Linked DNA regions of Homo sapiens: regions 1, 3 and 4 are each linked to region 2. A link is a contact called in ENCODE Hi-C data. All regions are on one chromosome and are shown on one strand. The core of a region is the stretch at or near the end of the contact, and the rest is flanking DNA. Distances in the headings are between cores, read along the strand shown.

Region 1 (2,972 bases), core at 332-2,831, 540 kb before region 2:
TATCTGTGTTTTTGTTTGTTTGTTTGAGACAGAGTTCCGCTCTTGTCGCCCAGTCTGGAGTGCAATGGCACAATCTCGGCTCATGGCAACCTCCACCTCCTGGGTTCAAGTGATTTTCCTGCCTCAGCCTCTGGAGTAGCTGAGATTACAGGCATCCACTACCACCATGCCTGGCTAATTTTTGTATTTTTGGTGGAGATGGGGTTTCACCACGTTGGCCAGGCTGGCCTTGAACTCTTGACCTCGGGTGATCCACTGCCTCAGCCTCCCAAAAAGTGCTGGGATTACAGGCATGAGTCACCACACCCAGCCAAAACTATCCCTTTTAAGTGTGGGATCCATTATTACAAAGGCCCAGTGACTTAACTTACCTAAAGTCATTCAATCATCATCACACAGCGGGATTTACCAAAATTAAGATGTAATTTACATTCTGTAACATTTTGGTATTTAGTAAATCCACAAATTTTGGTATTTAGTATATTAATGTAACCATCATCACCATCTAATTCCAAAACATTGTCATCACTGCAAAAAGAAACCCTGCACCCATTAGCAGTCTCTCCCTATTTTCTCCTCTCTCCAGCCCCCGGTAACTACTAGTCTATTTTCTGTCTCTATGGATTTGCCTGTTCTGGATATTTCATATAAATAGAATCATACAGTATGCAGTCTTTTGTAACTGGCTTATTTCAATTGGCATAGTGCTTTCAAGGTCCATCAGTGCTGTGGCATGTATCAGTACTTCATTACTTTTTATAGCCAAATAATATTCCATTGTGTGGATATACCATATCTTGTTGATCCATTCATCAGTTGAAGGGCAGCTGGGTTGTTTCCACTCTTGGGAGTTGTGCTGCTGTGCACATTCATGGACACATTTTTACATGGGCATATATGTTTTCAATTTATGCAGAGGGATTTTTAGTATTAGATTTTCAGGATTTGGTATTATCCTTGGCAAATATGGGTTTCTTTGGAAACAAATTTTTCTGTTTGTAAGAGATGATTGCATATCATCAAACTTACACTAACATTCCCTCTCCACTATGAAGCTCTGATTTCTGTCCTATCTCCTCCTATGCAAGGCCTGATTTCCAGAGAACGTTAATCTTCTAAGCCTTTCTCCATGCGGATCCTTCTTCCTGGAAAGCCCATTCCCTCTCCACCTTCTGTAAATGGCCTGAAACCAGCCAGGAAGCTGGGTTTTCCTTTGCAGCCTGAAGTTATTTTCCTTCCTCTGGGAACTCATCGAAGCTTCACCTGGACTTTGAGGGAAAATAACTTCAGGCTTTTGTCACTCTTTTCCCTGCCTGAGCTTCCCTGCTACCCTCTATGCCCCTTGAGGGCAGGATTCTGGTCTGACTCCATTTTGCTATTTCCTGCAAGGACTTCTGTGGCTTTCCAAAATAGGTGCTAATGAATATTCATATTTGTGAACTGAATTCCTGATCCATTGCCAAGTGGTTCTGATTCACTTGAAACCCAGTTGAACTTCCTTGTAGAGTTTGTATTACAATGGCTCTATTTTTAACCAGGTCTTAGGGTGGGGAGGAGCAAGCTGGCAGAGTGAGGTCATTCTTTTGCATGTGTCCCTGCCTCACTGGCCCCCCCCACTAGAGGGCAGCCTGCCTGGCATCACCTCCTAAACTTACAGGAGGTTTTGCCGCCCTTGCTTCTTGTTCCTCCTCAAAAGAAGAAATTGGCAGAAGAGCTGGGGCAGGAGTGTCAGGGTTTGTTTTGGTGGGGATATGGTCAGGCTTAGTAGGGAAGCAACTCTTCCAGTTCCCAGACCGGCCCCCCTGCCTTTCAAGTCCTCCGTTAATGTCTCAGGAGTGCTGAGATGGTGAGACATTAAAGCATCCTTTTAAAGTTACTTAGACAACAATTTGAGATTTCTGTAGGGATACTGTATTAGTCTATTCTTATGCTGTTAATAAAGACATACCTAAGACTGGGTAATTATAAAGGAAAGCGGTTTATTGACTCACAATTCCACGTGGCTGGGGAGGCCTCAAAATCATGGTAGAAGGCAAGAAGGAGCAAGTCACATCTTACACGGCAACAGACAGGAGAAGAATTGAGAGCCGAACAAAAAGGGTTTTGCCTTATAAAACCATCAGATCTCATGAGACTCATTCACTACCATGAGAACAGGATGAGGGAAATCACCCCCATGATTCAGTTATCTCCCACTGTGTCCCTCCCACAACTCATGGGAATTATGGGAGCTACAATTCAAGATGAGATTTGGGTGGGGACACAGCCAAACCATATCAGATACTATCGTGTTTAGATCTCTGCAGTCCTATTTGGATAGCCTATTGCTTTCCACAGAGCAACTATATATATATATTTTAAAGTAAAGGATCTAAAACTGTAAGAGTGGTTCTTGATCCTGGCTGATAATCAGAATCACTTGCTAGAATATATTTCTAAGCTTTAAGTAAACCCAGAGTCAACATTATGGGTCAACACCAATAATGACCTCTGTGGCTGAATTCAGTGGGCTGACACATTTGACTTGGCTAGGTGGAGTGTTTTAATAATTGAGAATGCATTCTCTAAGATGCTGTAGTTACTTCATTCTTTATCCTCTCACACCTTGCCCTCTTCACACATTTATATGACCTGCTTGCTCTTTGAGGTCTCTGAGAATTTGACCTTTGCTCCAAAACAGCCCAATCATCTGAGACCCTCTACTCTCTCTCTCACTTGGCCACCTTCCCATTACAGGTGACTCTGATAGACAATCAGGGCTGGAAACTATCAGTGTCTTTGAGCAATGACTATTCTGTCTGCAGAGGTTCTCAATTCTGACTGCATGAGAGAAACACCTTGGAGATGTTAAAAATTACTGATGCCTGGCTGGGTGCGGTGGTTCATGCCTGTCATCTCGCACTTTGGGAGGCTGAGGCGGGTGGATCACCTGAGGTAGGGAGTTTGAGAGTAGCCTGACCAACATGGAGAAG
Region 2 (3,437 bases), core at 800-3,299:
TACCTCTTAATACGTTGCCTTGGGAGTTAGGATTCAATATATGAATTCTGAGGGGTTATGGGCATTCAGACCATCGTGGGATTGGTGGGAGGAGGAAGAATGTGCCATAGGTAGGAATGAGAAGAAGTTAGCTGAATTGTCAACAAAACTTGAACAGCTGCATATGGACTATCAAGACAGCAGCAACCCCAGGATCTCAGCCTTACAGCAGAGCTGCACCTACCTGCCAGCTCCTTCCACATCAAGTGCATGGGGTTAGCACGTCGATGTCTGGGGACAGAGCAGGAGAGCTGAGAGAGATTGTTCCTGTGGAGAAGCAGGGCAGGTGAACTGAGATAGAACTCTCCAAAGCCCTCTGAGCCTTCACCAATCTTTAAGCCTTCACCATCCTGTCTGCAGCAGGCTGAGACGGGACCAAAGAAATCTTTTCAGGGCACTGCTATACTCTCCCAAGTGCACCACAGCAACCCTCAGGGGCTGGGACAAGATGAAAGGTCTGAGAGAGAGAGGTGTTTGAAGGCATGAACATCCAGGGGTAAGACTGACCAGCAAAGAGAATTCCCCAGCAGCCCCAAAAGCTGGCAGTCAGGTTATAAAGCAGAAAGAGATCACTTGCAGTTTAGAAAGCTGACCAGTTAACTACAGAGCATAAAGGGATCCCTGGAGTCTCATTGGCACTTAGAGATCTGCTGAAGGGGAAGTCCTCATATTGTCTTAATGATATCGGAGGCCAGTGGTGACTTATATCTAACTGAAGTTACAAACGAACCCAGACCTAGAACAACTACACATGAGATTGACCTCACCCCAAAACACACACACACACACACACACACACACACACACACACGATCAGCATGACAGAAGGTGGTGCCCCTCATAGGAGAGGTGCTAAATGGAAGTACATGATGGTAAAATCCGTGCATTGTTTGAGAAGTAACAGAATATTTGAATGTAGACCATAACAACTTAAAGATGGATGTCTAAATCCTAGAGCAACCACCAAAAAATAGCACAAAGATATGAGTAAAACAAAAATATAATAAAGGAAAGGAAACGATCAGTTAAAAAATAGTTGGTTCACTCAAAAGAAGGCAGGAAATAAAGACAACAAAGAACAAAGGAGACAAATATTAGGATGACAGACTGAAACCCAAACTATCAATAATTAGGTTAAATGTAAATAGATTAAACAATTCAAGTAAAAGGCAGAAATAGTCAATCTGGATAACACAGCAGAGCCCACCTGTATACTGTTTACAAGATAAATATTTTAAGTATAAAGACTCAGACTTGTGACATATAAAGTAAAAGAGCACATGCAAAAGATAGTTATAAGAAAGCTGGCTTGCTATATTCATATCAAGGTAGACTCCAAGGCAAAGAGTAATACCAGAGATGAAGAGAGACATTTCATAATAATCAAATAATTCATTAACCAAGAAGGTCTAACATCTTGAACATGTATGCAACCTAATCACAAAGCATCAAAATACATGGAGAAAACATTGATGAGTCCCAATCATCCGTAAAGGCAGAAATTGATTAATCACAGTCATAGTTGGAGATTTAACACTTCTAGATAAAACTGGTAGACAATGAAAAATCAGAAAGGCTATAGAAGATTTGAACAGCACTACCAACCAATTTGACCTTATTAACATGCGTGAAATACTAACTACATTAAACATCTGCAGACCACACACATTCTAAGAAAGGGTTCAGAGAGGAGAAGGAACGCTGGAGGAAGGAAGACCAAGCAGGTGATGGCTGAAGAAGAAATTTAACTGGTAGGAAGTGTGGAAAACCAAAGTGTTGAATAGAGAGTGCGATGTAAGCCCTTTTCTCCTTCTCCTCGTTAAATGTCTACATTACTCGATGCACTCTACGAGGTGGACTTTGTTTTGGAGATATGAAAAGGTAGACTCCTATTTTGTGGTTGTTGTGGGGTGAAACTAGAGGCTTCCTGTGAGAAGTCAACCATATCGGGCTATGGTTCTGAGTCCCACCCAGGATGTTTAAGGCAGAGGAGCCACTTTCAGCTCAGACACAAGACAGGTGAATGCCTTCATCATGACTGCCAGAGAGGGAGGAGGCCAACCTGGCACCACCATGGAGGTCCTCAAATCTACCACCCTGGCAGAGGCGAGCTGTGAGATGGCCCTGGCTTTTGTGGGACCACCTTCTGAAGGTCATCTGGAACTGGATGAGAAGTGCTCAAGGATATAAGGTTAGGAGCAGTTTCTCCAAGAAACTCCCTCATAAAACCACAGGAAGATGGTGTTTGAGCTAGTTTTGATGGAGACACTTAAGCTCTTGAGAAACTGGATTATTTCCTGGAAGGGGAAACAGGACCACTGCAGAGAGGCCTGAGTGAATTTCACTCCCTGGCTCCAGCCTCATCTGCTGCTGCAGGTTGACCTGGAGCCTGGAGTCCTTCTGTGGGGCTTACAGTGCAGCCAGCACTGCCCGAAGCTGTAGACACTTAGGGAAGGGGTGAGTACTACCAAGGTGAGGACTACTTAGGCAGCCTTGTGTTGTGAGTAGACTAAGCAGCAGAAATGCTACAGAGTGGGCCAGGCCCAGGGGTGAAGAAGCAACAAATCAGTGGAATGTTTGCAATGTTTTGGTCTTAGGAATTATACCAGGCCTCAAAGTCACAAAGCCTCTCTGTGGTCGAACGCCAGCCAGCCCTCACACAGGCATATGGTGGTGTGGGGAGATGCTGGGATCCATGTGGCAAGCTCCTGACCACACATCAACAGAGGGGTCAAAGACCCTCTGTGTCAGACTTGAGGAACTTGTAGAGAGTCATAAGCTGGGTAAATACAATTTTGAAAATCAGGCCTAGGGGAGTGTTTATAGCAAAATAGCAAGAAGAAAAATTTAGGCTTCACCAGCAACCGGGAAGGCTCCTAGATTCTCCTTGACTGTGGAGGAAAAGGTTGAAAGGAAGACCAAGGTAAGGAGACTCAAAGGGAACGGAAATCTTAAAGGGTTATTGGTTAAGTTGCTCACTGTCTGGTACATGATGGAGCCACCCTGTGCCATCTGCCTCTTACAAGCCTCAGGAAAGTCTAGAAGGTTCCTTTGGCTGGAGGAGAAAATGGGAGGCTGAGCCCTGTGGGCTTCAAGGCTGCCACAGTGGAGCTACACATGGATTACACAAATCACAGGGATCCACTTTGTGGAAGGAAATCCACTTTCTCCATTTTTTAACATTGACAGAATCCTAAAAATTAAATAGATCAATCTATGAAGTATGCAGCTCATTTGGAGCTCATGACAGACAAATGAAAATGCAAGGGCAAAGAAAATACACCAAATGCTGTCAGAAGCTGAGCCAACCATATTCTCTTGTCCTGTGTGTTCGTTTGCTAAGGTTGCCTCGTAACTAAGTACCACAGACTGGGTGGCTCAAACCATAGAAATTTATT
Region 3 (3,422 bases), core at 589-3,088, 520 kb after region 2:
AGAACTACATGTCTGCCCCAAAATGAAAACCTTTAACATGCTCCTGTAGTCACCAGTTCTCATAAAATACTAACCAATAGTTAATTAAGTCATTTTTGGGATGATTACCTGGTTTTTATTAGATCCAACCTGATTTTTAAGAGGTGCTAGGTGTAGATCGATAGCTAGCTAGCTAGCTAGATAGATATATAGATAGAACCTACTCCGGATAACTATTAAATGAGCTTACTCTCAGCCCACAATATCTTAAAAATAGATTATCTTTATTCTAACTATTCTCTTTATAACACATTTTCACCCAGTGGAATCAAGCACTGAAAATATGTGCTATGATTGCTTCATCTAAGTAACATAATGCCAGAAAACCAAATTGTAGTCATAGTGTTTATTTAGCAAAAATATTTTTAACTCGCTACTTAGCATCATGTAAATGCAACATCAAATAATCACTGAAATATGTCATCAAATATAATTAGCAAAAATATTTTTATCTGGCTATTTAGCATTACATATATGCAACAATAAATATTCATTGCAGCAAATAATCAAATATGAGTTTTTCTCTGATTTTAATCAAATTCATATAAAGACTATTTAATGATAGAATACAGCCTTTTCTTTTCACCTTTTCTTCTTATTAAATGCTAGGGAGCACAATTACCATTTGAACCTCACATTAATAAATTTTCAAGTCCTTTGCTAACATCAAAATAGTTTAAATTTATACCTATTTATTTTCCTAATCTAGGTTTCAGCAATTATATCACAATTTTCTGAAACGTTCACAAAGTTAATTTTGTTCCATTTTTCTCCAGTTACAAATACATACACATACATCTGTTTAAATTTCCACTCACCTTATTTTGATTGTATTTTCAAAATATATAAACGCTTTTTCTTGTCAAAAGGTGACGGTAAGTTATCTGTGTGAAATAGTTGTAGTAAAGGGAATTCTAGCATTTTTAACACAATAAATATCACTTTCTTCATTAAAGAATTCCAAAATGTAAAAAGCATACTTAAAGCTGCTTTGGGCCAGGCACAGTGGCACAAGCCTGTAATCTCAGCATTTTGGGAGGCCGAGGTGGGTGGATCACAAGGTCAGGAGTTCAAGACCAGTTTGGCCAACATGGTGAAACCGTGTCTCTACTAAAAATACAAAAATTAGCCAGGCATGGTGGTGGGCGCCTGTAATCCCAGCTACTCGGAGGCTGAGGCAGGAGAATTGCTTGAATCCGGCAGGCAGAGGTTGCAGTGAGCCAAGATTAGGCCATTGCACTCCAGCCTGAGCGACAGAGACTCCATCTCAAAAAAAAAAAATAAAAAATAAAAAAATAAAAAAAAACTGCTTTGAAGAAAGTGTTTCAAAGAGCAAAATCATGATGCAATTATTGTAATCTCAATGTCTGAAATCTAGACTACAGATTTTAAATATTTTCATTTTTAGGTATGCTATGATAATTAAGTACTATGAATTAGGTTACTGTACTATATAACAGTCAACTAAAATTGCAATCTTGTTTTATTAGTTTTTCAGATCTAGAACTTCAGCCTATGCAGCATGTGTCCAAAAAGAGGATCTTTTCTGTAACCACTAGCTGACACTAATTTTTTTAAATTAAGAAAGGAAAGCTAGATTACAATTATATACTCACCTTTCGGTGTCTTGAAATATTCCGGCAAAATTAAAATGAATGTGATCACTATTGCCACAAATAATTTAAGGAGGGCTGTTTTTGTCATGTCTCTTCACATGACACAAATGTGTTCCCTTGCAGTACATTCATGGTATGTTGCTTCCTGCTTTAAGTTTATCTCTGCAGCACTTTAGGTTAATGCAGTTCACCTCATACTCACTTCCTTTTGAGTAAGACTTAAAAAAAAAAAAAGGTCTTGAACTGAGACTTCACTTTTGAGTCACTTCCCATTAAAAAAAAAAACTACCCCCCAAATAAGCACTTTCAGACCATTTATTTGTCTTTCTAAGCAAGAAAGGTAAATAAATGATCTCAAGAAGCAAGGGGATCTTCTCCCCACCCAATTTATAAATATAAACCCACAGTATACTCACAAAAATAAAACGGTGGGCTGGGCGAAGTGGCTCACATCTGTAATCCCAGCACTTTGGGAGGCCAAGGCAGAAGGATCACTTGAGTTCAGGAGTTTGAGTCCAGACTGGTCAATAGAGCAAGCCCTCCTCTCTACAAAAATAATTTTAATATAGCTAGGTGTGGTGGTGCACTCCTGTAGTCCCAGCTACTCAGGAAGCTGAGGATCACTTGAACCCAGAAATTTGAGACTGCAGTGAGCCATGACAGGCCACTGCACTCCAGCCTGGGTGACAGAGTGAGATCCCTTCTCAAGAGAGAAAGAAATAAAAGGGTGAATGTCAGTCATGTCTAGGTTGCATGCACATGACTCATTCATTTACTTATTAAATGATTGTCGATCCTGTTTGGTGCCAGGTGCTGTGCTGAATTCTGGTGTTCAGAAAATAGTACATCTAGAAGATAGAAACATTTTAACCATTGCCAATTTAAAAGGAAAAAAAAGTATTGTTTAATTTGCATTTGTTTGGTTGACAGTAATTCTAAAGATTTTTAATATTTGCTGGCAATTTGAATTTCTTTTGTTAATTGCATGTTCATGTCTTTTATTGCAGCATTTATATCCTTCCTGTTGATCTATAAGACTTTTTTCTCTATTGGGAATATGAAATCTTTGCATATGTTTTGCAAACATTTTTCCCAGGTTGTCATTTGCCTTTTCATTTTGTATATGGTGGGAGTTTTTCCACCCAACTATTTTGTAACAGAGTATAAAACACGTACCTAAAAGTTTTATGCAGAGAAACACAGTTCTTCATTGTATTTCTAATATTACACGAAATAATGTATAGTTTATCAATTTAATCATTTATTCTTTTGTTTTTGTTTTTTGTTTTTTGAAACGGAGTCTCAATCTGTCTCCAGGCTGGAGTGCAGTGGTGCAATCTTGGCTCACTGCAACCTCTGCCTCCCAGATCCAAGTGATCCTCCTGCCTCAGCCTCCTGAGTAGCTGAGACTACAGGCATGCACCACCACGCCCAGCTAATGTTTTGTATTTTTAGTAGAGACGGGGTTTCACCATGTTAGCCAGGATGGTCTCGATCTATTGACCTCGTGATCTGCCCACCTCAGCCTCCCAAAGTGCTGCAGTTACAGGCGTGAGCCACCAAGCCCGGTCTCATTTATTCTTAAATACAAAGTTTACTTGCAGCCTGATTTTGGCTTCCTGAAATGCACCAAAACTCGGTCATCTCCCTTGAAGTGGCAACATCTGACTCTCTAACATCCTGTTAGGGTTGATGATAATACTAATGGCCCACATCTCCATAGTTTTGTTTTACAATTTCCAAAGCACTTTTACAAATATTAGATTA
Region 4 (3,285 bases), core at 251-2,750, 680 kb before region 2:
CCCACCACGAAATAGCTGGGACTACAGATGAATGATGCAGTATTTTGGGGTGACGGGGTATGGGGGTGGGTGTTTGAACTCTGTCACTCAGTGTTTGTGAGATTCATTCATGATGTTGTGTATAACAGTAGTTCACCTGCATTGCTCTATCAATGTGCCATGATTTATTTATATGAATTGGTATGGATATACTACCAAGTATTTATCCATTGTATTGTCGATGGTCATCTGGGTTGTTTCCAGTTTGAGGCTTTTACAAATAATGCTGCTAGAAATATTCTTGCCCGTGCTTTTTTATGCTTATGGGTATGCATCTTCTTTATGGCTTGGTGATACCAGCGTCAGGAAGATGTGCTCCTATGTTAGTTTCCCTAAGTTTCACGCTACTATGGAAAGAGACCACCATTTCTGCTGTCCTTCCCAGCTTCTCCCCCACCTCCCCTTTTCCCTAGTTTATAAGACAGGAGAAAAGAGAGAAAGCAAAAAGTTGGAAAAAAACAGAAGTAAGATAAATAGCTAGACGACCTTGGCGCCACCACCTGGCCCTGGTGGTTAAAATAATAATAATAATATTAACCCCTGACCAAAACTACTGGCGTTATCCGTAAATTCCAGACATCGTATGAGAAAGCACTGTAAAACTTCTTGTTCTGTTAGCTGATGTATGTAGCCCCCAGTCACGTTCCTCACGCTTACTTGATCTATCATGACCCTTTCACGTAGACAGACCCCTTAGCGTTGTAAGCCCTTAAAATGGCTAGGAATTTCTTTTTCAGGGAGCTCGGCTCTTAAGACGCGAGTCTGCCGACGCTCCCGGCCGAATAAAAACCTCTTCCTTCTTTAATCCGGTGTCTGAGGAGTTTTGTCTGCGGCTCCTCCTGCTACACTACCTTTCGCACTTAGAGATACAATTGATCTGGAGTTCAGAGCTGTGTGTGATGGGAGGTAGGGGGCCAAGTTCCCTTTTTTCTTTTCCCTACGTGGATATCCCTTTGACCGAGCACCATTAACCAAAAATAGTTCCTTCCTGTGCTCTGCAGCCCCGCCTCTGAAATAAATTGTCCATACACGTGTATTTTTGTTTCTGGTCTCTATCTTATGTTCCACTGGTCTTCCTACTTTGCTTTTCTTTTTCAAGATTTTTTTCTGGCTGTTCTTGACCCTCTGAGTTTCTACATAGTCTTCAGGCCCCTATCTGGGTGCACTTCCTGGTATCCCAGCATCTGACATGTGCCTGGCGCGCAGCAGGAACTCACGGCTGGCTGTAGCCTGGATGCATCAGAGACGATGGCAAACCCTTCTCACACGTGCCAGGTTCCAGCAACCCACCCTAGCCCCGCAATTCCTCCTCGCTCACTCCCACCCCCTGCAGCGCACCCGCAAACGGCAAGGAGGCGTGCCCGCCGCGGCGCGCGTCACTTTCCCCCGGACCGACTGGCTCCGCCGCGGCTCTCCCCGCCCCCGCCTCCGCCTCCACGTCTTGGGGCCGGGCCGGAAGGCAGATCTCACCGCCTGCTTCCCTCTGCAGCGGTAGCACAAGCTCAGCGATGGCGGCTCCAGAAGGCAGCGGTCTAGGCGAGGACGCCCGGCTGGACCAGGAGACCGCCCAGTGGCTGCGCTGGGACAAGGTGAGGGGCACCAGCAGGCGGGGAGCGCCTGGAGCGGGGCCGGGTGCTCTGCCCTCTCCAGGCGCGGCGCTGCTTGCTCTGCCTGAGCTGCCTTCCCGCCCAGTGCATCCCGCTTCTCCCCCGGGAAGACCCAGGAGCGTACGGCCGCTGCTAGGCTTCCTTCGACCTGGCCGGCATGCGGCACGTTCAGAGTTAGGCCGGGAAGGCTTGTCCCCGGACGAAACCAGCCATCCGGCCGGCCGGACTGCAAGTTCGGAGTAGAGGAGCGAGCCAGGGTGGTGTAAGCGCGGCCAGACCCTGGACGCTGTCTAGTTGAGGGGCGCACGCCTTACTGTCACTCAGACCGCTGGCTCGTCGTCGGTAGTCGGCTGTGCATCCCCATGGACCCAGAATCGCTCCGTCCCGCGTATTCCTTTGGCCGCTGAGACCTTTGCAGAGCAGCGTTCTGGTCCGGTCCTCCCATCCCGAGGGCTTGGTTACAAACGTGGGTTGTCCTCCCGGGTGGGCCCGCCTGGCTTCAGGAGTCCCCCTTAGAACTTTGACTGCCAGGGAGGCACACCTGGGACACAGCACGGTTTTCTCTCTCTTCATTCCGTTTCTTAGAATCAGGAACCCAGCTCTGGACATCACTCCCTCTCCTCTCTATAAACTTGCGTCTCGCCCTTTCGACCTGTTCTGCTTGCTGTTAGGTTTTCTCGGAATGTCCCTCGCTGCTCTCCTGCTGAACTTGTTTCTCCCGTTGTGACTCATATTTTGTGCCTGAACTTAAATGTGGCTTACGTAGAGAGTCAGTCCTTCCTTGGCTCCGAAGCGTTAAATTATTTATCCCTAATATTCACTCTAAACAGTCTGTTATTTTCCTTTATAGCTCTTACTACAAATGGTAAAAACAAAAAACTCCAAAAACACTTGTTTGTAGGTTTGTTTAATGTCTGTCTCCAGGGCCGACTTCAGGGGCGAGAGACCCCTGCAGTCTCACAGGACTCGCGCTCCTTGAAGGGCCCACTGTTGTTTTAATGTCCTGCTGTCCTGTCTTGAAAGTCTTACTGGTAAAACAAGAGGTCACCCACTTTCATTGTGCACTGGACCTCCATAAATTATGTGGCCAGGCCTCTCTATTCTCACTACCTTGGTTTGTAGTGCCTGGCATAGGCATAGTGCATGACACATAGTAGGTCACTGAAATACTTGAATGAACAAAGAAGATTACAAGGTCAGTAGGGGTCAGGTCTTTGTCTTTATTTACCATTCTCTGGCCCCTACAAATAAAATGTCAGCAAATCCCATTTCCAGGATGCTATTGGCAACTCCTTGGGGGCGTTTTTCTTTTCCTGGGAAGATAACCTTGTGATTCACAAGGGAAGAAAAATGTTTCCATTTCTGATAACTTGTAGCTTGCAGAGTACAGAATTCTTTTGAAGTCAGAGTTCATAATGCACTTTCTCTAAGAAGAAGAAGAAAACAATCTAATTTCTACACAGTGTTGCATCTGTGTATAGAAAAATTGTATTTCTCTGGGTAGAGATGAGATGTCCTTTTTTTTTTTTAATCACTTCTCATGTTCTATCCTCTGTTAATTTCTTCTTTGCTTTGAGACTGGCACCTGAGAAGAAGCCCATTCATTCTCCAGTGAACCTCCCACCAGCTAAAAGCATTG

Evidence for each region. A loop is a pair of places that touch in the nucleus more often than their neighbours do. Pooled maps may share reads with other maps.
Region 1: a map with no recorded cell type shows a loop between it and region 2 (2.6-fold over the local background). The contact joins the enhancer-like site here to the promoter of LINC01259 in region 2. A Hi-C loop is called at or near these places in 5 of 37 single-sample maps with no recorded cell type and 3 of 50 pooled maps.
Region 3: a pooled map shows a loop between it and region 2 (3-fold over the local background). The contact joins the promoter of TMEM156 here to the promoter of LINC01259 in region 2. A Hi-C loop is called at or near these places in 1 of 168 maps with a recorded cell type or tissue (CD4-positive, alpha-beta memory T cell), 1 of 37 single-sample maps with no recorded cell type and 4 of 50 pooled maps.
Region 4: a pooled map shows a loop between it and region 2 (2.5-fold over the local background). The contact joins the promoter of PGM2 here to the promoter of LINC01259 in region 2. A Hi-C loop is called at or near these places in 4 of 50 pooled maps.

What each region holds. Positions count from the first base shown.
Region 1 is chr4:37,969,335-37,972,306 of GRCh38, forward strand. The region is part of intron 2 of TBC1D1 (TBC1 domain family member 1); the gene reads left to right. Among named protein-coding and RNA genes, the nearest start is that of PTTG2, 10 kb to the left of the region's middle. Within about 2 kb of position 1,582, at least 8 of the 41 ENCODE cell types and tissues checked have a DNase peak (open chromatin) inside an H3K27ac peak, as active enhancers do.
Region 2 is chr4:38,507,718-38,511,154 of GRCh38, forward strand. LINC01259 (long intergenic non-protein coding RNA 1259) reads left to right here and starts at 2,050. Exons shown (of 3, transcript NR_149076.1): 1 at 2,050-2,230. The region is part of intron 1 of LINC01258 (long intergenic non-protein coding RNA 1258); the gene reads right to left.
Region 3 is chr4:39,030,571-39,033,992 of GRCh38, forward strand. TMEM156 (transmembrane protein 156) reads right to left here and starts at 1,839. Exons shown (of 7, transcript NM_024943.3): 1 at 1,656-1,839. The coding sequence starts at 1,743.
Region 4 is chr4:37,825,186-37,828,470 of GRCh38, forward strand. PGM2 (phosphoglucomutase 2) reads left to right here and starts at 1,501. Exons shown (of 14, transcript NM_018290.4): 1 at 1,501-1,628. The coding sequence starts at 1,548. RefSeq lists enhancers at 1-139, 1,172-1,673, 1,674-2,173 and a silencer at 1,384-1,683.